6 separate regions of the Mus musculus genome follow, and all the other regions are linked to region 3. The links are chromatin loops, found by intact Hi-C in ENCODE. Cell type or tissue: heart. All regions are shown on one strand.

Evidence for each region. Peaks named below come from ENCODE experiments on the same cell type or tissue, not always from the same donor. Only the 100,000 strongest peaks of a DNase experiment are listed, where the experiment ranks them.
Region 1: a loop joins it to region 3, with 2.5 times the contacts of the local background. A loop is called at or near these places in 2 of 42 quality-filtered maps.
Region 2: it touches region 3 in a loop (7-fold over the local background); 24 of 42 quality-filtered maps call a loop at or near these places.
Region 4: a loop joins it to region 3, with 2.4 times the contacts of the local background. A loop is called at or near these places in 2 of 42 quality-filtered maps.
Region 5: a loop joins it to region 3, with 2.6 times the contacts of the local background. A loop is called at or near these places in 4 of 42 quality-filtered maps.
Region 6: a loop joins it to region 3, with 2.0 times the contacts of the local background. A loop is called at or near these places in 3 of 42 quality-filtered maps.

The regions. Positions count from the first base shown.
Region 1 is chr4:56,111,745-56,115,744 of GRCm38, reverse strand. No RefSeq gene overlaps it. Among named protein-coding and RNA genes, the nearest start is that of Gm12519, 110 kb to the right of the region's middle. In heart, a CTCF peak has its summit at 1,747; DNase peaks (open chromatin) are centred at 1,774 and 2,294; H3K4me3 peaks cover 452 bases; H3K27ac peaks cover 1,225 bases.
Region 2 is chr4:55,513,048-55,517,047 of GRCm38, reverse strand. No RefSeq gene overlaps it. Among named protein-coding and RNA genes, the nearest start is that of Klf4, 17 kb to the left of the region's middle. In heart, no CTCF peak of the experiment used is centred here; a DNase peak (open chromatin) is centred at 2,037; H3K4me3 peaks cover 1,123 bases; H3K27ac peaks cover 652 bases; H3K27me3 peaks cover 1,296 bases.
Region 3 is chr4:56,220,780-56,224,779 of GRCm38, reverse strand. No RefSeq gene overlaps it. Among named protein-coding and RNA genes, the nearest start is that of Gm42291, 93 kb to the left of the region's middle. In heart, a CTCF peak has its summit at 2,118 (motif pointing right); DNase peaks (open chromatin) are centred at 89, 2,119 and 2,609; H3K27ac peaks cover 490 bases.
Region 4 is chr4:56,120,155-56,124,154 of GRCm38, reverse strand. No RefSeq gene overlaps it. Among named protein-coding and RNA genes, the nearest start is that of Gm12519, 120 kb to the right of the region's middle. In heart, no CTCF peak of the experiment used is centred here; no DNase peak of the experiment used is centred here.
Region 5 is chr4:55,648,092-55,652,091 of GRCm38, reverse strand. No RefSeq gene overlaps it. Among named protein-coding and RNA genes, the nearest start is that of Gm12511, 78 kb to the right of the region's middle. In heart, CTCF peaks have their summits at 45 and 902; DNase peaks (open chromatin) are centred at 691 and 1,621; H3K4me3 peaks cover 1,295 bases; H3K27ac peaks cover 1,771 bases.
Region 6 is chr4:56,360,276-56,364,275 of GRCm38, reverse strand. No RefSeq gene overlaps it. Among named protein-coding and RNA genes, the nearest start is that of Gm42291, 46 kb to the right of the region's middle. In heart, a CTCF peak has its summit at 1,932 (motif pointing right); no DNase peak of the experiment used is centred here.

The sequences.
Region 1 (4,000 bases), 110 kb after region 3:
ATTGTTTTAAACATTGGCTTGCCTATTTGCTCACTCCTTCAGCATTCTCAGGATAAACAATTTTCCTAATGTAAGAAAAAAATCCTATTTTGTTACCTTTACACTTATACATTATTTTAGGAAGATTGCTTCCTTATCTGGTCATCTCATCTAGGAATTTAAAACTTCTCTGGATTTTATATACTTCTCTTTGAATCTTCTACAGTTTCATTTAAGTAGCTACACACTGTGGGTTCTGGGAACTGAACCCCAGTTCTCAGAAAGAGCAGTATAAGCTTTTAACTTTTGGGCCATTTCTTCAAGCCAGATTCCTAATAGTGCTGACAACTGTTACTCTTATCTAAGTAGTCATCAAATAGTAATAGTTTCCTATTGTTCCCATAGTTCTCTTTTAAAATCCTTTATTTATTTACTTAATGTATGTGAGTATACTGTAGCTGTCTTTAGACACACTAGAAGAAGGCATCGGATCCCATTGCAGATGGTTGTGAGCCACCATGTGGTTGCTGGGAATTGAACTCAGGACCTCTGGAAGAGCATTCAGTAGTGCTCTTAACCTCTGAGCCATCTCTCCAGCCCGTTCCCATAGTTCTTAATTTATTCTATTTTATGGTCCAAATTTTCAGAGAAACAAGAAACAGTGATGTCACCTGTCCTTTTCCTTTGGTTGAAACCCTTGTGATACTTCATCATGAAGTAAGGCAAGATGATGTTTTGTTCTCTTTTAGAGGGACAAACACATGCTTTTATTACCCTCTTTAAATCTCATTAAAATTATTAGAAAAAATAACCCAGAACTAAAACTGAGATGATGATGATGATGATGATGATGATGATGATGATGTGTGTGTGTGTGTGTGTGTGTGTGTGTGTGTGTGATCTGAGTGAGATTTTAGTACAATAAACATGTTCTGGCTCCTGAGTGAGGAGCAGGCTGACTGGGTTATATGTTCTGGTAGGAATATCCTGTGGTACTTGTTTCTCTTCAGCTTGTGGGTGGCAATTCCCCAATTTAGAGATTTGTTAAAATATGGGGAAATACTCCACAAAGCCTAGTAGAAACAGACCATGAATGTGGAGAAATCTGCATACACCACACCAGGTTTCTTCTACAGGGTGAATGTTAATAGGCAACATCCTTCATGAAGACCTCTACAGCCTTTAATTTTTGCTTCTCTTTTATCACAAACGATCTCATTGTCAAATAGTGAAAAAACAGTTGCAAATATGAACAGAATGTGTAGTTAATAGCGAATGTGTAGCCCCCTCCCCCCAAAAAATCTCCATAGCTTTAGCATTGGTTCATTTGGATGTATAAAGTTTGGATATAGCAAATGTTTTACTGACTTCCTTAAACCAGCTCCATGATGTTTTTGTTTGTGAATTAATTAGAATAAAGAGACTTTTTAAAATAAAAAATTAAAATAACGCAAATGAGATTATTAGCTTCTAGCTGGAAAGGATTCTGACTCTTAATTACAGCCATAAAAATCCCCAATGCTTGGTTTCTTCTGTGAGGGCCTTGTCAGGGCAGCGGTGGGGAAGCTTTGCTGTTGAGGGCAGGAAGGAGAAGGGCAGGGAAGCCACAGGAAGCCTGAGCCACATCTCCTGGCCCCTCCCCTGAGCAACGCTGCGTGTTGTTGCAGTACTGTACTGTTCGACTGCGCAATCATAGTTAACATTCTTCTTCCAGGCACATTGAAAACGTTTGGCTTGCATTCTCCTCGAGCTGTTTTATAAGGGCAATAACCAAGGCCAGGGTGTGCTCTTGTCAGCAGGCAAAGCACGCAGTGCAGGCTGCCAAGAGTTTCCTGCTCCGGGGCCACCCATCCTTGGCTACAGGATGCAGGGCTGGAGCTTAAAGTAGCTTGCGTGGAGCCTGTGCTGGGACTTTCTGTTCTCACAGATCATGCTTGAGATTCCATCCTTCAGCTCTGCAGCCCTGATCAGTGGAGTCTGCTGTGTTTGTGCTTGTTTGGGAGTAGTTCTGAACACATGTCAAAGCAGCCGTCTAAGGCTTAGCTGGGAAAATGGTCTTTGAAGGCTAGCAAGCTGCATTTTCCTCCTGCTAATTCAAGCTCAGAGTTCCCACGAGTCAGCTGCTGGGGAAGTGGGCATTCCCTTCATCTACTCCCTGTGAACTAATTTCTGGAATGGGCTGACAGTGCACATGCCAAGTGGAAGGTTCTAATACTGTTGCCCCACCCCATTTGAAGTCCACCTTGGCAATGGGCAGATGGCTTTTGCGTGTTATTTATTGCCAGGGTCTGTGAAGGGGAGAGTCCCCAGGAGATCGCTGAAGCTGTTTTTGCAGGATTTCCTTTGATTGGAAGCTGTTGGCTGTGCTTTCTGCAGCTGGCTCTGTCACAAAGCAGAGGGCTCAACGCATCCCCCATGAGACAACTGCCATGCCAGCACCAAGGAGGTGCTGGCTGTGAAGTGCCTTGGACGAGAAGATGAGGTGCTGTTGCTGTTGCCTTCATCAGTAAGGAGGCAGCTTAGCCTTGGGAGGAGCGGAAAGAGCGTTGGCGCACATCTGAGAGGTTTACATTGGAATGTCAGTTCTTCTGTTAACTGAAAGCATGACCTTGACCTAAAGTGTTTTCATTTATAAAATAGCAATTGGTAACTAAAAGATTCATCCTGAAACTCATGGCAGAGAACCAATAGGATAAAACATGCATACTTTCTCTCCTTTCTTCTGAGTTCCAAAGCCACCCTGAGCATTCTAAAGCAGGATGGATGACGTCTATAAACTCTCTGTATCTTCTCCACTTATTCAACACTCATCTGGTTGTCATCCAACAGACTGAAAAATTAGAAAAATAAATAAATATACTCTTGTGCATTTAAAAATGTAGATAGTGTATTAGCTGCTAAGGATAAAGAAATGTACGTTGAAGACACGGTCCAATCTCTTGTCTGTCTTAAAAATAAAGGAAAAATAAAGATGTTAAATGGCTAATAAATGTTAAAGATGTTATAGCAGTGGGTACAAGAAGAAAGGGACATATGCAGATAAAGTATTTACTGTACTCTGTGGACTAACAAAAGGCCTTTCAAAAGAGGGGATGGCTACCAGAAGATTGTGTTAAGCTATGGAGGGCAACATCAGACAGTTCCAAACTTTAGAGACAGGAGTCTTGCTGGCACTTGAATTTTAAGTGTCGGAAGATCCATATGCTAAAGGTTTGGTCATCAGATAGAGGTGTTATTGCGGTGATCTTTAGGAGTTGGGACCTTAGAAAGGAAGTGAGGCCATTGGGAGTTTCCTGAGGGCATTATTGGGGCCCTCCTCTCTCTTTCTTTGCTCTCAACCAGCTGCCATGAAGTTACCAACTTAGTTTGACCACATGGTCTTAGGCTTGAGGGTCTGCCTCTCTCCTAGCTCCAAAGCAACTGATCCACCTATCCCCAGAGTGAAACCTCTGAGATGGTAAACTCAAATGAATCTTTCTTTCTTTTCTATACATTGATTATTCCAAGTATTTTGTCACAGTGCAGGAAAGATGACTGATACAATCTTTAAAACACGGAATAAAAGGAAGCTACTCTTTTTAAAAGAATCTATTATCTGTAAAAGGAAGGGTTTAAAAAGTTGTAACATCGGGGCTGGAGAGATGGATCAGTGGTTAAGAACACTGGCTACTCTTAAGAAGGTCCTGAGTTCAATTCCCTGCAACCACATGGTGGTTCACACCATCTGTAGTAAGATCAGACGTCCTCTTCTGGTGGGTCTGAAGACATTGACAGTGTACTCATACATAAAATAAATTAAAAAAATCTTTTTTTAAAAGATCTAGGATCTAACCACTAGGTTACAATAGTCTGTAGGTAAGTTCAGCTCCATCTGTCTCAACAGAATTCCTTTTGGCAGTCTAAGCAGTGGTATCCTAAACCAGGGATAAACTTATAAAAGCCAAGAAGGGGATTATTTAGCTGAAGAGTTTTTTTCAGTTTGTGGCATGATTATCTGCCATGCACACAGCTTTGAGTTTGA
Region 2 (4,000 bases), 710 kb after region 3:
TGTTGAGTCTTATTTGCTACTGTTTCATCTTTCTCCTTTGGCTCATAAGCATATGTCCTCTCTTTGGCCAACAGTGGGGCATTGGCTACGATAGTCCTAGTGTAACCTCAGAAGCAGCTACACACCATTCAAGTGATCAGCAATGAAGACAGGCCAGCATGTGTGGAGGCTTCCGTCCTAGCGTTCCCATGCTCAGCATTTTATGCATTTTTCTCATTCAGTCCCTGTGATAATCATGGGAGATTACAGTTCTTCTCATTCTGGGGCGGGGGGGGGGGGACAGACATGAGAACCTAGATGAGGCTGGACAACTGAAACAGAAGAAAAGCAATTGAGCAATGAAGTGATGGCTTCACTCTCTCCCCCCCTCTCTCTCTCTCGTCTCTCTGCATATTTATGGAGAATGTTCAAAACTTCATGGTTGAGGTGATTGTTCACACTAAGGACATTCCAGAAGGAATGCTGTCTAGGAGTTACTCTTTCCAGATTGTACTAAAAGAGCTTTGCTGCTTCGTCTTTAGCTCTTTACCCTGCTTGGTTTCCTCTTGATACTTATTTAAAACATATCAGGATTGTTTCTTCTATTTCTCTTCCATCACACAACACAGTGAAGACAATACCATGACATACTTCATCTGAAATCCCGGAATGACGACAGCACAGCCCATTCCACTTAGTGTGAAGACTCTGCAGTGGCCTTTCGGATGGAAAAGGACAGCCTGCCCGTTGCTCACGTCAGACCTACTCTACAGTAGATAGTTCTTTCAATGGCTAAGGAGAAGCCTATTGGAAATCTGCTTGGATAAACAAACCCGCATTGAGTCCAGAGGTAATCATTAATGTTTCAAGGGCTAACTCACTGGATGCCCTTTTCCCTCTGATGGCTTCCAAGCACCCCTGATGATGGGTTTCGGGAGATAAACTTTCCAGTCAGCAGACTCCAATTGAGAAGACAATGGATTGGAGATGCAGAGATTAACAGGAGTTTGGGTGATGAACGATTACTCCTATCTGGTCTGTGTGAAATGAAAGGAGCTTGCAGCATCCCCAGATAGGAGTTGTTTGGGTTTCAGGCCCATAATACCCTCCCTCTCTCCACAAAGGATTAGACCCTCTCTGAACAAAGCTAGAACAGAATCGTGTGGGTCGGCCAGACTCTGGGCCTTGACCTTGCTCTGCTGTTTCTGGTCACGTGCCACTTGTTTGGGATTTTGTTTTTCTGTGTTCTTCCGAAGGGCGACTTTCCCAGCGTCAAGAGCCTTTTCAAAGTCACAAGCGAATCATCCCTTAGTTCTTCCAGGCCGCTTTGGCAGGCTTTCTCTACCTTCCCCAAACAGGACCAAGCTCCTATATAAAATTCATAAAATTCTTGGCAGGAAAGAAACCCTCCCATTGGAATGAACAGATGTTGGGCGAGTAACTTTGCCATGATGAGTTGTTCCTAATACTGTAGGTCTAAAACGTGTGAGGATGTTAGCTTGTATTTTAATGAATGTCAACAAGTTCTGGGCAGTTCTTCCATCGCTATCTGTGGCACACACATAACAATCACACACCTGAATTTCTACAGAGTCCTTGGGGATTGGAAAGCTATGAAAAAGCGAAAATGGAAATCCAACGTGCATGCTGATGTATTATTATAAGCTAACTCTCAGAAACACCTTTCCTCTCTGCCCAGCACCTGGATGGTCTACGTGCTTCTCCTGAGGCAATTAGCTTTGGGGGAATCAGCAGAGACGACCAGGGTCCCCACCCCGGAGACTGGAGTGTCAGTTGCCTGGGCTTCTGCTGGCTGCAATGCAAGCCCAGAACCAGCCTATCCACTTTGGGATTCAAAGTCGGAAATAGGGTTCCCTGTGGGGTGGGATGCGGTGCGAGCCGCTCCGCTACAGCTGGCGGAGGAGACTTGGGACTGGACTGGAAAGCGGCGCATGCGCGACCCAGTGAGCATCGGGCTCCGCCTGGAGTCCCCGCTGAGGGCAGTTCTCGCTCTGCCGGAGCGCACCAACGTATTCCAGGTCCCCTGCCACGCCCGGAAGAACTCCTTAGCGTCCCTGTTCCTCTCCAAGAGGAGGTGGAATGGAAGATCGTAGGGTGTGGCTGGCGGAAGAGCCGATCGCCCAGAGTCCGCGACGCTCTTGGGCGGCCCCGGTGCCCGGGAGGCCTGAGGGCTTGAGCTGGAGGCGGGTGCGGCGCGGTCTGCAGCGCCTCCCGCCGGTCCTCTTGCAGTAACGCGGCCGCAGGAGGGAGAGCCTAGACCCAAGCCCTAGACTGACTCTTGTACGGGATTTCTCATTTTGACTCTCATCAGTACTTGGTTTGGGGCTCCTGAAACTTGATTCCCAGGCCTCTTCTTGGCGGATGAATACTGGGAGGTCGTACGATCATTTCAGAGAAGGAGTGGGTGGGCTGCAGACGAGGACAGGGTTCTGGGTTTGTTTCTTATCGTTTTGGTACCAAGGATTAAAGACAGGATTTTGTGCATGCTACGTAGGTCTTGGACAGCAGAGCTACAACCCCCCTCATTTACCTTCCCACAGAGAAGAAATCCGACTGCCCAGGTGGGATACTGTCACCTGTGGCTGTAAACTCAACTGTCTTCTCTCTGAACTTCATTTCCTCGTTGCAAAATAGTAATGATCTTATCTGCTTCCCAAGTAAGAAATGCAAAGCCCCTAGCTGTGACATCAGCTGTCAGGGCCCAAGAGCAACAGTACTACACACACACACACACACACACACACACACACACACACACACACACACACACAAAACAGGTGCAAAGAGAGACTTTACTCCTCACACAGTCAACCAGCAGATCCAGGGTCCTTTTTTGACAACACATAGCAGATGCTCAGCGGTCTATAGATCTTTGCCTGTGGCAGTCATGTTTGCTCACTCAGGCAGCTTGCAATGCAGAAAACTAGGTTTTTAAGTGGAGTTGGGGCGGTGGCTTATATGCTGCAGCTCCTGTAATAAGGTCAGAGTACAACTTAATTTTCCCCATTTCTTTCCTTATTTAGTGTGTGTGTGTCATCTCAGACAACGTGTGCTACTGTGTTCTCAGACACTTAAGAGGGAAGAAAGTACCCACTAAGCCACATCTCAGCCCATGTAGGAAGCTCGGACTACTGGGACCATGTGCTCTCATTTCTCCTTAACACCTCTCCCACACACATCTCACATTCTTTCTGAAGTGATCGTGTTAGAAAGTGTTAGTGTACACAGACTTACCAGTTGCCAGAGGTCTTTATCCTATAACTTCCCTTGGACCCAGTACAGCAGGCACATCTCTCAGGGTGAGTTACTAGTTCCCGCTGGAATGGAGCAGTGTGCAGATTTGGTGGATTGGGGAGAGCTTGCCTTCACGCCCTTTCCCAGACTTTGACTTTATCAGAGGATACCTCCTGGGACACCTGCCACTTGTGTGCTCTCGCTAAAGGTTGGCACTTTGCCTAGAGAGGGGGGAATGGGTCTTCTTGGACATGTTCTTTTTCAGTCCTGTTCTGGGGCATCTAATTCAACAGTCAGCGTGAACGGAGACAAGAGTCACCATGGAAATCTATTAGGAGTTTTTATGTGTTTGTTTGCTTCTGCTTCTTTTCTAAAAGGGTCTCACATACTCTGGACCTCACCCCCTCTTCTTTCACCTTCCAAATTCTGGGACTGTAGGCGTGTAAGGCACAGGCAAGTGAAGTGTAACCTCACCAGACTGATCTGTTGGGATTTTTTTTTAGGGGGGTCTGTTTTGTTTTGGGTTTTCTGGTGCTCTCTGTACCAGAAGTAAAGGGCTATGATGAGAAGGGCATTGGTACGGTGTTTGTAATTAGTCCTACTGAGTATGGTAGTCCGTGCTTGTTATCCCAACACTCAGGAGGTTGAAGCAGGAGGATTGAAAGTTAGAGGCCAGCATGGGCTGTTTCCCCAAGACTCTGTCACAAAAATTTTTTTTAAAGGCAAAACAGTTTAAACAAGAAGTATATGAGCACTGATGTAATAA
Region 3 (4,000 bases):
AAAAGCAGGCTTGAGTGAGATTCTATGATAACATGACCCAGGGCTGCAACGCTGGGGACAATTGCATCAGCATCAGCATCTGTCCTGCATCCCAGGCAAAGTCACTCACAACAAACAAACCATCCCCAGGACAACAGCAGCAGTGACGGGAAGGAAGTCTATGGGCCAATGAGCTGTGGAAAACTGGGCAGAGTTCTGCTTGCTGAGCTGGTCTGAGTGGGAATGCCTAAATATCTGCAGTTAGAACTCCTTTGCCCCAAGCATCTCAGCTGCCTGAGAGGGAAATTGAGGCCTAAACAGCCAAAGTGGCAAGCCTTCTGATCATGGTGCCCAGTGCAGCGATCTCTGTCACCAAACTGACAGCCTCTTTGGTTAATATTACAGTTTAGGAGAAGAAGTTCGACAGCTTTTCTCAGGTTGAAAAGAAAACAAAACAGAACGATTTAGTTTGTCCAGCTGCTGTGCTGAGTTACCTTAAAGGCTCAGGTGGTGACAGCAGCGTGTTCAATGACCTGGATTTATTTATTGCCTATTTTTATTGTTACAACCTGGCCATTCAGTGTCTGGCTCTCAGGGTGACCTGTGGACATAATAAGAATCCATCCCAAAGGAAATATTCTCAGTCAACCAGCCTGGTTACTCTACATGGAAATCAGTTGAGAAGAACTAAAACTCTATCTTTGCTTTTCAGACCGCACTGGGGTCGTGTCTACTTTGGTATTTTCCTGTGTGGAAGCCTCAGCGGAGTTCTGTTCCTTCAGGATTCTACCTCCATGCCATGTTGACTCTGAAGGGAAGTTGAAAGCAGTCTGTCAAGGTCAGTGGTACACTTGTCAGCCATTAGTCTGGGACAGGGTAAGAAAAGAAGTGCTTGATTGGCAATGCTTGGTTATATTTTGGTGGAAGTACTTTTGTGATAGTGTATTTCAAACTCCCAACATGTGAATGTATTTGCAGAGTTCCTGGAAATATGAACTCTGCCTCCACAAGCCTTCTCTGTCAGTCTCTGGCACACCTCTGAAGCTCTTTGAAGAGAGAGAGAGGACTAGAGTTGGGAGAGGTGGTTAATTCTGCTAAAAATACCAGACTCTCGGGAGCGGGGGAGATACAGTGTTTATAAAGCAAAACATGAGGTCCTGCGTTTGATCCCCAGACCCCACATGGCCATGGTTGTTTCTTTGTAACCCCAGCAAAGGGGAAGCAGCAGTGATAGATTCCTGGGACTTGCTGGTCAGCCAGTTTACCTATCTGGTAAATTCCAGGTTATTGAGCTATCCTGTCTGAAAATACTGGTGGACAGCATTCTTGACAGACAGCACCAATGTGGTTCATGTCATGTTGATTGTGTTGTTGTTCTGTTTTAGATAAAGCTTGTCCAGATTGAATATTCCCAATCTGTTAATGTTTAGCTTACAATACAGGACTCAACAGAAGTGTTCTTCCAGGTGGGGACCAATGTGTGTCTATGTGTGGGCGTGCATGCTCCACGTGGAACATGGAGAAACAACAAGATTCATGTAGAGCACTGGAAGAAGCCAGGCCAATTTAAACACAGGTCATCCTGGTCTTTGCTACAAATCTTGATGGGACTCTGAAGTCCTTTTCCAGATCCTTAGAATCTTTTTTTTCTCTGTTTTTATTAGGTATTTTCCTTGTTTACATTTCCAATGCTATCCCAAAAGTCCCCCATACCAACCCCCCCCCAATTTTGGCCCTGGCGTTCCCCTGTACTGGGGCATATAAAGTTTGCAAGTCCAAAGGGCCTCTCTTTCCAGTGATGGCTGACTAGGCCATCTTTTGATACATATGCAGCTAGAGACAAAAGCTCCGGGGTACTGGTTAGTTCATAATGTTGTTCCACCTATAGGGTTGCAGTTCCCTTTAGCTCCTTGGGTACTTTCTCTAGCTCCTCCATTGGGGGCCGTGTGACCCATCCAATAGCTGACCGTGAGCATCCACTTCTGAACTTAGAATCTTAATAAACAGGCTTGGAGAAGTGTTGAGAACAGGGAACCTGATGTGAGCTTAGCATTAGCATGTTCTGATAAAGCTACTGGAACAAAGTCAGGGCTGCTGGATGCCTTAGGGACTAGAGTCTATGACGACATGGGGCAACCACTAGGTGGGGCTGTGGCCGAGGGGACTCCAGGGTTTCTTTTATGTGGGTTCCAGTTTCTATTTCCTTATTCTCACTCTCTCCTTTTCTGTTCTTCTCTCTCCCTTGCTGCTTATCCTGTAGCTGTCTTAGCTGAAGAAGCCTGGGTTAGCCACCTCCTTGTGCACTGATCTCTACAGCTTGCTATAGCAGGGACCTGGGGCCTCAGCCTTCTCCTGTAGGCTGGGACACTGGGTGGAATGCTCAACTCTACTCTCCCCTGCAGTTTGTTTTGTTTTGTTGTTTTGTTTCGATTCGTTTCTTTTCTCTTCCAACATTCTCAGCTCCAGTCTTCAATCTGAAGATGGATAAATAAACAAATCGAAACTGAAATTGAACATTGGCCCCAAAGTGAGGACATCTGGGAGGCTTTTAGGGAAATGTACGTGCTTGCTGGGTTTCCGGTTACATATTTTATGTTGCCTGGTAACAGAGCTCACAGTTCACTTTCTGGCTTTCTTCTCCCCCATCCCCTGTTTATAGTGTAATTACTGCCGTGACTTCATAATCCCCCAGTGAACAGCTGTCAGGGGGGCCCAACTGCTGAATAAACAGGGCTATACAAGCTCTCCTCCACTGGCTGGTTTACTAAATAGATCAATATTTGGTTTGTAGGCAAAGAGATTAGGAGGTGGAAGTGTCTTTTGAAAAAGTCTGCTGGCTTCCCAGGGCCTCCCAGCACACCTGAGAATGTGGGAAAGAAAAACCAAGTTCATGGAGGGAAAAAAAAAAGGCCCATCCAAGCCTTTCACCTGCTGGAGACTTCCCAAGGAGCACTGTGTCTTTAGGAGGGCATCCTCTTCAGGAGGCATCTTAGGCTCTTAATTCTAAGTCCTAGAGAATTCTATTTTCTTCTTCCTCTACCTCCCTACCTCTCTTTCTGTCCTGGCCCGATCACATCCTCTTTAATCTTTCTAAATGGATATTATAGCCTCAGGGACTCCAAGAAGATTCAAGGATAAACAGGAGCTAAGCCCCTGAAATGCCAGGCTCCCTCCAATGCCATCTTCTCCGCACAAAAGCCCTGGTTAGAAATGCCATCAAGAGAGCAGCCTCTGAGGGTTCTTTGTCAAACTCAAGGTTTGTGTGACCCTCTGGGAAAGGGTTCTCTTGACCTTGATTTTTTTTTATGTGTAAGGAAAGGGCTGAAGGGCAGGGGGGCCCTGCCTGAAGTTTCTGGAGCCTTACAATCTAAACCTCTAGGCTGGCTGGCTCTAGGACCTGGGGCAAGTCCTTTGTGGATTTGTGCTCACACAGTCTGGGTCTAAAGGCTTCTTCCAGGTAGGAGTGAAGCAATGTCTAACTGAACAGAAGAGAGTTTACTGCAAAGGCCCAAAAGAGACTGGGAACTCCACAGAGTTGTCCTACCTTCCATGTGGAAAGGGGAGAGTTAACCTATTACTGTGATCATCAAAGGAGACAAAGGATGAATGGAATTTGCCTAGATTATGGTCTCTTTAAAACTAGCATTGTTTAATTTCTCCTGAAGCTAAAACCACAGTGAAGAAAGGCTTGGTTAAAAAATGGGACAGAAAGAGGAGATGCAGAGCTCCTTTTCTGTGTACAACTCCAGTAGATCCAACTTCACAAAGACAAAGGCACTGCACTAATTCAACTTGAGACTTAGCTATTCAGTGTCCTGGTGTTTCATCGTATTGTCTAGATACATTATGTCCCTATGTTGCAAATAATTGATGTTCAGAGGTCATCAAGACTGTTGTTGAGGGTCGGGCCATCTTTCAGATAAATATGTGCCCCCCCTCCTCCGATCTAGTTGTAAAATTTTTTGTGTTCCTTCTTCACCACAGAAGTGACTGATGACTGATGCACAACACATGGAAAGAG
Region 4 (4,000 bases), 100 kb after region 3:
TCTATTTTAGTGAAAGGTTTTAACTTCTTTAGACTCAAAAGACCCAGCTTCTTCCAAACATGATAAGATTTTATGTATCAAAGCATCCTGTGCACTTAGTTACAAATGCACTCTGGTCACTTCAGTTAAAAGGGGAGGCTCTTTTCCTTGCTTCTTTTTTATGTCAAACATAATTGCCATAATAGGAATACATTTCAGATTTTGTATGGCATCCTCATCATTTCTATACAAGTTTAAATTACTTAACCTTCTTTTTTTTTCTTGGTTTTTGGAGACAGGGTTTACTTAACCTTTTTAAATGCAAACTAAGTTATCAATATTTACAATACACAGAAATTTCAAAAGGTAAACTAAGAATGTGCTCAAATCCCTAAATGCATATCTCAGAAGCAACTACAGTATGTAATTTCTTATAGGTAAGATGATTTTTGTCTTGGCACATATTTTTAAAATAACTTGTTTACATTCAAATATACTATATGTGAGTGTATGTAATTTCACTTTGGCATTGTCTGTTAATTAGTTTTTAATTTTGGAGTACTCTTGAGAGCAGTATACTTCTTTGATGATTTCAGTGTATGTAATGTATGTGGATGATATTCACCACCATTTCCCTCTCTAATCACCTAATCACTGTTCTGCTCCTGCTTGGCTCTTTTTTTTTTTTTTTTTTTTTGGTCTATCCACTGAAACATGGGTGTTGGGTTGGAGAAAACTAGTTATGTAAGCATGGCACCAACCAGTGCCTACACTACTAAAGAAAATGACCCTGGCTGCTTGAGCAACCAAGAACTGCCAGCAGCAACTCAGAGAAGAGTGAGGTGTCATACACCCCTTCAACTTAGGAGTTCTTAGTAAGTAGATAAAACCAACTCACTTTCAGAGACTGTGATGTTTACAGATTTTAAAATGGCATGTCTTTTCTGCTATAGAAGTGGTGTGGAGAAGGACTATATGTTTCCTTTTCATCACCAACCCCTCAGCAGTTACAGTACGTGTGCTTTATAAGCTGTACCCTAGAAGAATGTCCTGGGTTAATGAGAGAGAAAAGCAAAGGACACCACAGGACACAGCTGTGTGATATGCTTGCTTTTGGCTCTCTGAGTACAGTTGTATTTGCTCAATAAACACAGAAAGTAATAACACAAATTGATACCATTCCTCTAAAGGGAATGATAGCAAAATGGAAAGAAAGAGCCTTGAGATGCATGTAAGAGGCAAAAGCATGTAAAACTTAGGGAAGCATTGGAGGGTGTGATGATTATGGGCTGAGTCTACAATGACTCAGGAGTTTCTGGCTAGTGTGGGAATGGCTGGTTCACAGCCTACAAGATGAATGTAATCTGTGCATTTTTATAAATAAAGTTTTATTGAAACACAGCCACACACATTCATTGACACTTTGTCTATTTCTGCTTTTACCTCTAAATAGTGGGGTTGACTAGTTGTGACAGAGACCATATGACCTTCAATGACAAAAAGAAAGAACAAGAGAGGGGAGGGAAACAGACTGCTTGTCTCATCTTGTCAGCTGAATCTTGCTTTGTAAACTATAAAAAATAAGGTAGGGAATGGAGGCATACAGCTTCAGTTCTTTAACATGCTGACTTTAGAGTGCCTAAGAACATGCCAGGCAAAGAGGTTCAGCTGAACTGTGTAGCTACAAGGCTAGATCTCAGGCGTGAAATTATGACCAAAAACATAGATATGGTAGATTGCGGTCAAGCTGCGGCTTTGTTGACTGTGTTGAAAGCCCATGACAGCTGAGCATCTGAAATAAAGATCTCATGGTGATAGGCAGAATACACCGCCTGGCTGAGCAGTGAGTCAGTAATGTTTGATAATGTTCCAGGTAAGGGCATGGGAAAGACAGGGGTGTGTGTGCAGTGCATTAGCCTCTTCGAGAGTGTGTGGTAGGGGAACCCTGGAACCAAAAGACCAGGCTGAATCCTTCCACTACCTGGGTGATTCGAAGGGTAACCACTGCCATCCTAAAACAAGAAGGCCCCTCCTCTCCAGTGTTGCTCTGACGTTTTGTAAACCCAGGCAAGGAGAAGCTTGTTGTGTCCATTGACTAAGAGGAGGAAGCTAAACGTTGGTTCTAGATGTATAAAATTTTACTGTCTTCAGAGTTAAGCCTAGGTCTGCAATGGCTGCACTTTGTAAGCAGGCTTAGGACTTGTGCTGTACTAGACCAGGCCCAGGGGTTACATCCAGTCATTGCAAGGACAATGTACTCTCTGAGTGTTCAGACTTGCTCCAGCATGCCCGTGAAACCTCTCATTTCCAGAATGACTCACTTCCATTTCCTCTTTTTTGGCAGCTAGGGAAACAGCAATCCCTCCTTCTTTCCCACAGAACCATACCTTGGAGTAGGGAGTGGGCAAGCACATAAAAAGATCTCCAGGAGCAAAGCCGGCAGCTGAACTCAGGGTGTCCACAGCAGCGGTCACCAGGGATATTGAGTCGATGGGTTCTTGAAGAGGGTATTAAATTAATGTTGTATAGACCTTCCAATGTCCTAACCATATATCAGACACAGACTGTCCTAAAGAAAATGGTTGGAAACTCTGCTAAGATTTTCTATTTGGCTCTTTTCCTAGCCACTTGAGATAATGAACTTCCTCAAAGTATTGGATACTTTCGTTAGAGGCGTACAGAAAAGGGTGACTACTTATAGATATTCTAGATGTTAATGGATATGGAAAGCCCTTCTTATCCTTCTGAACCTATTCCAGTGGACATCTATCATTTGTCTGTCTCAAAGACAGCTTCAGAGTGTATATGTCTGGATTTTTCTAGTTTTGACAAAAGGCCACTGTGCTAATTATTGCAAAAACCAATAGAACCAACACATAGGGAAATAATTAAGTCTGATCAGGTTTTACCTCAAATCACATTTTCAGCCCTATTATGAAGTTCTTGGCTTTTATATTTAGTGTTAAGTTCCCATACTTCCCTGCCTAGTTTCATGCAATGTGAATGTGTGGCAAGTGTGTATATTCTCAAAATGTATACATTCACGGCTGGAGTGAACCTGTGGGCCTCTGTGTGTGTGTGTATGTGTGTGGATAAGCATGTGTATATATATATTTTTTTGTGGATGTGCTCGTTGTGTGGAAGGAGCTCTCAGATCCCACAAGCGTCAGCTGCCTAATAGGAGGCAATCTGTGCTAAGTTTTCAGCACATGCTTTTTGCAGAATTAAAGGGTGCAGGCGCTAGGAAACCACAGGACCCTACACAAACTATTCTGGGTCTTCCCAAAGACCTTTAATTTACTTGTATTTAAAGACACTATGGAGCCTTCAAATGTTCATCTCTTCCACAGCCTTAGAAGACAGTCGGTCTATCACTTGCTTGGAATTATCTCACTGGCTGAGCTGACCCCCACCAAACTGAGCTGACCACCACCAAACCTGAGCTGAATCACAGAGTGTTAGTGTTTGCCTGGTATTCGCCGCCCCCCCCCCCAACCCCTGTGGCTCAGACACAAGACAAACATTGCTGCCTTTCTGCTTGCTATGTTTAACTGTCTGTAGTACCTAAGATGCTAGCCCCTTTCATTTGGCTGTGGTTTGCCTTCTCTTGGCCGCTTCAGTGTTCAAGTTTCCTCTCAGTACAGGACTCAGAAATGTTTCACCCGAGAGTTTGAGTTTCGTGATTTTAATTATTCACATCGTCTAAAGTTGGCTTTGAAATCAACCGTATCAGGCACGGCGATTCTCCCAGGAGTTTGAAATGGAACCAAGAAGGCAGAGACGAGGAGGCATCGGATGCCAAACCACACCAGTGATGTGCCCACATGATTGTGTAGGGGGCTGAGAAGCGGCAGGGGACTTGGGAAGTCCACAATAAGACAGACTCTGCCTTTAAAAAGCCTAATGTGGCTCATCGTCCCCAAAGCCCTTTAGAAGATAAGGACTGGTCATGTTGCCTTACATGTTTTCAGATGTTGATGCTGTGGAAGGATGGCTGTAGCTGCAGAAGGTTAATGGAAGT
Region 5 (4,000 bases), 570 kb after region 3:
GCCCTCAAGACTGGAGAGCAGAGAAGCAGCTAGAAAACCCCTGTTGTGTGTGCTAAGTATTGCAACTCGCAGTTCTAAGAGAATGTAAGAAGAAACCGAAGAGACTCGGACAACAGAGCTAAACTTTTATTTATCCCCCTCCTGCTTGATTTGAGTAGGATCTGTTAGTCCAAAAGTAGTAACAGGATACAAGGAGGGAGGAGGGGAGGCGAGATGCTTTAGACATGGAAATTGACGTCTTTCCCCTTCTTTTTAGTTCAAAATCAAAAAGGGAATTCAAGGAGAAGAGACTAGAGCGGGTGGGGGGGGGGGGGGGGGAAGAGAGGAGAAGAGAGCGAGGAAGAGAGGAGCCCGGAGTCGTCCGCAGTCCGCGGGCTTCCTACCCGCAGAGCCAGGACCGAAAGCGCTTTTCCGCAGCCGCCGCGGGCTCGGAGCTTTTAAGGGTTTCTAATCCTGGAAGGCTGTCTGACATCACCCCGTTTCTTGTCGGCTGATGTTTCGTACAAGCCTCTCATTTCCTCAGCGATCTCGGAGCCGCCAATTACTGCCCCGATCTGGTGTTTATGTTTGCCCGGTCCTGCGCCTGGCCCCGCGCCCGCCCGCGAGCCTGCGCTTCCCTGGCCGCGCGGCCCGAGGGGGTGGGTGGGGGGCCCTGGCCCGCGCACCCCAGCGCAAGGGAGGGGTCCCCCTTCATTTTTTTTCATTGACTTCAGCACCATGTGATCAGGAAGTCTGGCCTCCCTCCATTTCCCCTCCCGACTGAAGGGAAACATTGTGTAGCAGCCTGCCGCGGCCACTGGTGGGATGGCCTTCGCTGGCCTGACGTAGGGGGATAAAAATAACCGGCATATTTAAGGCCGGAGCAGGAATCCCGGCGCTCACACGCGGCCTGGTCAGTTCCCGACGCCGCCAGCAGCGCTCTGCGCAGCATCCTAGCTGCTGCGCCAGCCAGCTCGGGAGTGCCTGCACCGCACATCTTGCCCTTGACCTGGGGACCCAGGCCTTGGAGAGGCACCTCGCAGAGCCCTACCCTCTCCATCCTCGGCGGCCTTGCGTTCTGTGTGCTGCCTCCCTAGAGATGAGAAAGGAAAATGCACATCAGGATGGCCTCAGAGAAAGTGGCCAAGAAGCCTGATGCTCCCAAGGTTAATACAGCCTTTGTCTCAGGGGAAGGTGACAACAAGCTGCCACTCCAAAAGCTGCATGCCTCCAGCCAGGCTCAAATCAAGTCCCTTCTACACCTCCCTTTTATACTGGAACTGCGTGTTTCGAAGATTTACAAACATGTGGGAGAGCGAAAAAACAAAGCAGCAGCATTTATCAAGGCCAACTTCATCAAATAAAACAGAAAAGATCCACCATCATCACTACGCCCCTAGAATACCTAGTAGTCTGAAATAATATGATTTCCCAGTAACTTGTCCAGCTGTTGCCCACCCCACCCCACCCTACCCCACCCCCAGCCAGAACACTCAGGCTGCCCCCTACAGCCCTTCACTGGGGCCGCCAGCTATGCAGGGACCCAGAAAACAGAAAAGGAGGAATATTCCTTGTGCCTAGATGTGGAAGCCCTCATATCCCACAAGCACCCTCCCTCCCTGTGAATCTGTCTGCAGCTGGCATTCTCCTGCTCATGCCCTCGGGTAAACCTAGTGCCCTGTACAAGAATTTCGGACCTCTTATTTTTACACAAAGGGAAACTGAGGCTGGGCGAGGTGAGTCAATGTGCTGATAGGACTTTCTGCACCATCTCCGTTCAGTTGCATCATCCATGCCGTGGCGATTTCTCACTTCGTGGAAGGAAGCCAACTCAGTTCTGCTGCCCCTCCTCCTCAGCTCCAATCCAGCCCAGCAGAGGTGAGTTCTCTGACCTGTGGAAACCTCACCTCTGCTCCATACACAAGTTTTTACTCCCAATTAAAAATGAGAAGTCTCCCTGTCTTCCGTTGTCTAAAGTAACAAGATATTCCAAAATTTCTGGCACAGTGACTCTCCTAAAAAGCCAAATGTTATGAGGAAAAGGAACGGACACCCTCCCTCCCTCCCTCCCTCCTTCCCTCCCTCTCCACTTTTTGGTATTACAGGGATGACAAATATCTATTTGTCCGGGTGGACGAGGCAAAGAAGTATTCCCTAAGAAAGACTGAGATTTAACCACCTCAGAGGAGGAGACTCCAAGGATAGATGTGACTTGGCTGATTCTGCAGCTCCCAGCACACTGACTGACAATTGCTGTTCTTGACCCATAATAATTAGACTGAATGGATAGAAGGGATGAGGGAAGCCAGGTACAGCAGATCAACCGAGGTACATCAGAAATGTGTGGTCTGGTCAAAGCTTTAGTGACTAGTGATAGTCACATTACCATATCCCTGGAAGGTAGATGCCATTGTCCCCGCTGTGAGTGTACAGAAAGTGCCACAATATGAAAGTCTGAGCACAGCATTTGAACCCAGACAGCTTACTTCCAGAAGCTGTGTTCTTAACTACTAGGCTAAATTCCAAAAAGCTGAGATGTCAGAGAAGCACCCACCCTTCCCTAGGCACCTCCTTGGTTCCATGAGGCTGAGTCCTGAAGAAGAAAAGGCTTTGTCTCTCAAGGCCCCAGGTCTCAGAGAGAGAAGCTTGAACACACAACTGGACTACAAGTACCTCACAGGCAGACATGGCACACCCTCTTCTCAGTTACCCTACATCGCTGACACAAATGTCTGTTGAAATGGTTACTCCTTACAGAAGCCAACCTCTGGACCATCAGCCATCTTCCCTATTTGCATCGAATGTAGCTAATGACTATGACATCAATCAAGCCTACCTAGCTGCTTTTCCTCTGGCCTGAGAATATCTGAGGACAGAAATAGTGACTGGCCTGGTCAGTATGGGGACAGTGGCCACTCACTTAATATTGATAATGGATGCACACAACGCATTAGCCCTTCACTGCCCTCCTTATCGATCAGTATAGGCCCCTGGTGACCATCACTCTGACTTTCAGTGTCTCAGCACCTCATCTGCTGCCCCACAGAATTTGCCACAGATGTTTTTTGACTTCCTTCTTCTTTCCCATAAACTCACGAATGCAGAAACCACCTCGATTTGCCTACCACAGTACACCCCACTTGGATTAAAGTGCCCCACACATTGTGACGCTCAGTAAACACTTAAGAAGTCGATGAGCAAACGAATGAGCAAGTGAATGAAGGAGTATGCAAATGCATGAATGGATGAATGGATCAACATTGCGTGAAGCAAGCCTTATCTCTTCATTTACAATAAGTCTATTCCAAAAGTCAGTCGGGACTATGGAAAGCCACTGAAATAATGCCACTGCCCACGTTATATTCATAAAGTAAGTGCTTTTTGTTTGTGACCACTCCAAATCCAAGACTCATCCATATTGAAGATAAAAAAAACGACATAAAAGGGGGTCATTGAATGAGGCCCTTCTTCTCGTACAATGTGGGCTCCAGTGGCCACTATCGTTAGAGCTACACACAGACTCTCTTTATGCCTCTCTGTTTTCATTAGCTCGGGTAACTTGCCAACGAGTGATCCTTTGGGGCTGAAATTTTCCATGCTGGGTCTTGGCAAAAGGTGAATTTTGGGGAAAAGTTTGAATAAAATCCCTTCAGCCATTTTTTTTTTTTGGTTTGATGAGGATTAAAAAAAATACATTTTTTCCCTCGCCTTTAATTGAAGACATTTTTAGGCCACAGGAAATGCCAGTTCAGTTGAACTTTGAAAAAAAATGGAACTGAGATCTAAACCCACCTAAGGAAACAGGGGAGATCATTTGGGACTCAAGAAATTTTTTTAATTAAAAAAAAAAGTCCAAAAATGTCCTTTAAAACTGTGTTGCAGCAGCTTTAGCACCCATGGTATCTGCTCTCAGAGCCTGGGCTGTATAAGTCTCTCCGTTATTTTAGCAGATCACAAAGGCTCGAGCCATTTAGAAGGGTTATAAAGCTTGGATTTCAGCTCCTCTGCCGTGACATATGAT
Region 6 (4,000 bases), 140 kb before region 3:
CGTTGACTGCTGACCACGGATGCAAACTGTACCTAAGCTCTGCGTGTTTACGGTTTTCATTGGCTCATCGGTGTGTGTCTTCTGCCTTGCAAAGGATCCCTAGTGACACACTCTTTTATCTATATGAACATGGGACACTTGGAATCAGTCATCTTTCAAGGACATTACTTCCCACCTCTCTGTGCCCTTTTACACGTGCCTATACATGCATATGTGTGCATGTGTGTGGAGGCAAGACAACAGCCTGAGCTGTCATTTCTCAGGCTCTTCTCTCCAGAGAGCTGTCAATCACTGTCCTGGAACTTACCAAGGAGACCAGTAAGCTTCAGGTATCCTCCTATCTTTACCCTTTGAGAGCTGAGATTACAAGTGGGAGTCATATGCATGACTGTATTTTTAATATGGATCCAAGATATTGAGCTGAGCTCCTCCTACTTAGAATGCAAGCACGTTATTAGCTGAGCTATCTCCCCAGCCCAGCTGTGAATACCTCTTTAGAATTAATAAATAGTTCTCCTCTAGTCTTATCTCTTGATAACAATTGTACTTTTCTAGCCATAGTTGCTACAGAATGAGAGTATTTCAAAAGTGGGATGGATAACTCATCTCTGCGTTTACATACCCAGCTTGCCAGTTTTCAGGATGAGATGGCAAGTTCTCATTCAGGCGTGGCATTCAGCTACATCAGATCCTTCTGGCTTGAGTACATAGGCATCACCAATGTACAATTTGCAGGTTACGAATCCAGCTGGAGTTAGCTCCTGGGGCATCAGTATAGAGAAATAGCTTTTTGGCTCCCTTCATCCAACCTTGTAGGTCAGGTAGCCAGAGGGGAGGCTCATTCCTTAGGGATGAGGAAACAGCAAATAAAGCAGGTGGTCAGCCAGTTTACTCTTTGAAACATCGGTTTGGACTCATGGGAATAATCTCATCCAGTGTCTGTTACAACACATTCTGAGGTCTTAGAGTTGTCTCAGAGAGAATGGGAGCTTTGAAATAAGGTTACAGGCCTCATCCATAAGGGAGCGATAGCAAGGAATGTGAGAAGTGATGAGAAAATTATTCCAACAGCTAAAGAATATGCTACCAGCATCATTTTAACTTTGAGCAGGAGACAGCCCAGAGTCTCCCCTGCTCAACCCCCTCCCCACTGTGAGGGTCAAGCCAGCTTGACTCTGATGTCCTCAGGTCCCTTTTCTGCAGCCAGCCTGGTCAGTAGCAGCTCTGCCTCAAACTTGACCCCTGGCATCTATCTTCTCAAGGTTCTGCAGGTATTTTCAATTGCTTGTTCAAAGACAGAGTACCTTGAACTGCTTTGAAAGTGAGGTTGAGTCATTTGCTATCTTTGTGTATGTACTGGCAATCATGCTTGTGTGTGTATGTGTGTGTGTGTGTGTGTGTAATCTATATATCTATATTTGTATTTGTGTTGTATGTGTGTATGTGCGAGTGCATGCATATGAATGTGAGATCCAGAAGTTGACACAGAGTGTATTGTTGATATCGAGGGTCAACATATTCTAATGCTGTCAGTTACGAGTGAACAATACAAAATTACCAAGTAAGAAATTGACAGAAGTGAACATGCTCAGCTCAGTACCCTTGAATGGGACTGGGCAAAAAAGAATACACAATTTCACATTCCCCTCTTCTCCATTAGTGGGCTCCAACTCCCACCTTCAAAACTAACACTTAGTTCTTCTAACTCAGATGTCTTTCTCTCCTAAAAGCCAACCAAGACTTTGGGATAGTAATTTCATGAAGAACTGTTTAAATATAAAGATCCCTTCCATTAGCTGAACCATAGATCCCATTACTGAAATAATGGGTGAGGCATTCCCTCGCTCCAGTTATATTTTTCCCTTCTTTTATGTTTATTGATTTATGCTTTTAGCCTTTTCTTAGTTCTGGTTTGTAAAAGCTAAGTATTCATTCATTTCACTAGGTGGCACTAGACATAACTCTGCGTTTGGCTAGTGCCAGCTCGGAAACTCGAAGATCTTTGGAGGGAAACATTTCTCAGGGCCAGAAGTCATCAAGTTCAAACTGGGATATAGCAGTTGACTTTGCTCTTTCTTCTAGCCTTTATCTGTGGTATTGGAAGGAGCCACTTAGCAGGACAGAGAGCACGCTGAACTTGAAGCCTCACTACGCAGCAGGAGGACTGTGCGTTAAGTAAAGACCCTCTCAGCTTTGCACTCTGCCACATGTCTCACTTCCGTAGAGAAGTGATCGTCCTCTGTTAAAGCCGCTCTATATTCCTTGCCCTTATCCTGCCATTACTCTTTGTCTAATACTTTGACTTATGAGCCCTGAATATGTGAATTATTTCCTGAATACTCTTATATAGATACTAAAAGCCAGATTTAGTCCTTACATAGTGTTGGGACATAACCAGTTCCTAGGAATACAAGCCTGATATATTTACCCAGCACTTCTCTTCCCTCTATGCTGCACATTCTAAAGGATTCTCTCAAAAGAGAAGATAAAGACCTTATCAATCTGTGCTTTCCCACTCCTCAGTCACTTGTGCTGTTAACCTACCTCCGCCTATCAACTGACTTGGCTTTACAATTTAATTAACGACTTCATATTAACCACAGTGTGAGGGAAAAGATATAAATCATTACTAAAAGTTTCTTCCACACAACATAGCCATCTCTATGACACAGCTGTGTTTTCCTTACAAATTTACCCTTTGTAAAGGCACCAGATGATCCATAGACACCCACTACTTTGGTGACAAGACTATGTACACTAGTATGCAACGTGATTATTCTTGAATACTATTAGAAGAAAGCATATGCATTTCCATAGTGCCCCACAGAAGGAGAAGTTGCATCCGATGTGTCTTAGGTCTGATGGATATTATAAGCAAAGATGATTTTCTTCCTGACTTGGATCAGTAACAGATGGCCACCGGGACAGGGCGACGCTCTTTTCTATTGGTCCGTCCAGTTAAAGGTTTGTCAATGTTGTTAGCTTTACAGCAAAACAACTTTAATCCCATTAATTTGTTTTCTAATTTTATATTTTCTTTTGCATTTGTTTCTGCTCAACGCTTCTTGCTCACGTTTTTCTCTATCCCTCGGAAGGAACCTCCAGTATAGGTGACTTCATCTGTGACTTTCCCTCTAAGCAAGGCCTAAGTTCTGTTGCATAAGCTTTGATATGGTGAATATCTTTCATCTTAAAGTATTTTCTAGGTGTATCCTTTCATTTCTTTTTAACCCTCTGATATTTTGTTTAATTTCCTCACATTTCTGATTTTTCCTCTTACCCATTTCTGAGATTATTCTGATGAATTCAGAAAACATACTTTGGATGATTTTAGCCCTTTTAAATGTCTTTATGTACTTGTTTTATGGTTAGAAATATAGTCCTTTCTGAGAATTTTTTAAGTTTTGGAGGAAAATATTTATTTTTTAAACAGATTTATTTATTTTTAATTATGTGTGTATGTATATATGCATGTGTGCATTAAGCAGACTGCATTGGATCCCTTGGAATTGATGTTCCAGACAGTTGGGAGCTACCATGTAGGTGCTAGGAAACAAACAGGGGTCATCTGCAAGAGTAGCAAGTGCTGTGGTCTCCTGAGCCATGTTTTCAGCCTGAACAACATGACTCTGATGCTTTGGGGAGGAATAGTCGCTCAGGCCCGTAGATATAGGTGGTGTCTATAAAGTTCTACATTTCTACATCCTTCTTCTGCCCCAGTTTCTGCATCACTGGAAAGGTGATGGTGAAACTTACCAGTTACACTGAGTTGCTCTTTAGCTCTGTAAGCTTTTGTTTGCTTTATTTTCAGCCTTATCATTATAAGTACGTATGTTTATAGTTACTGTACCTGACTAATGGAACACTGATGGACTGATACTTATGTTATATAACATCAGTTACTTATATGGTATAATACTTACATTATATAACATCTTTTTGTTTCTATTAATAATTTTGACTGTCTATTTTGTTATTAGCAAAGCCAACCTAGATTTTT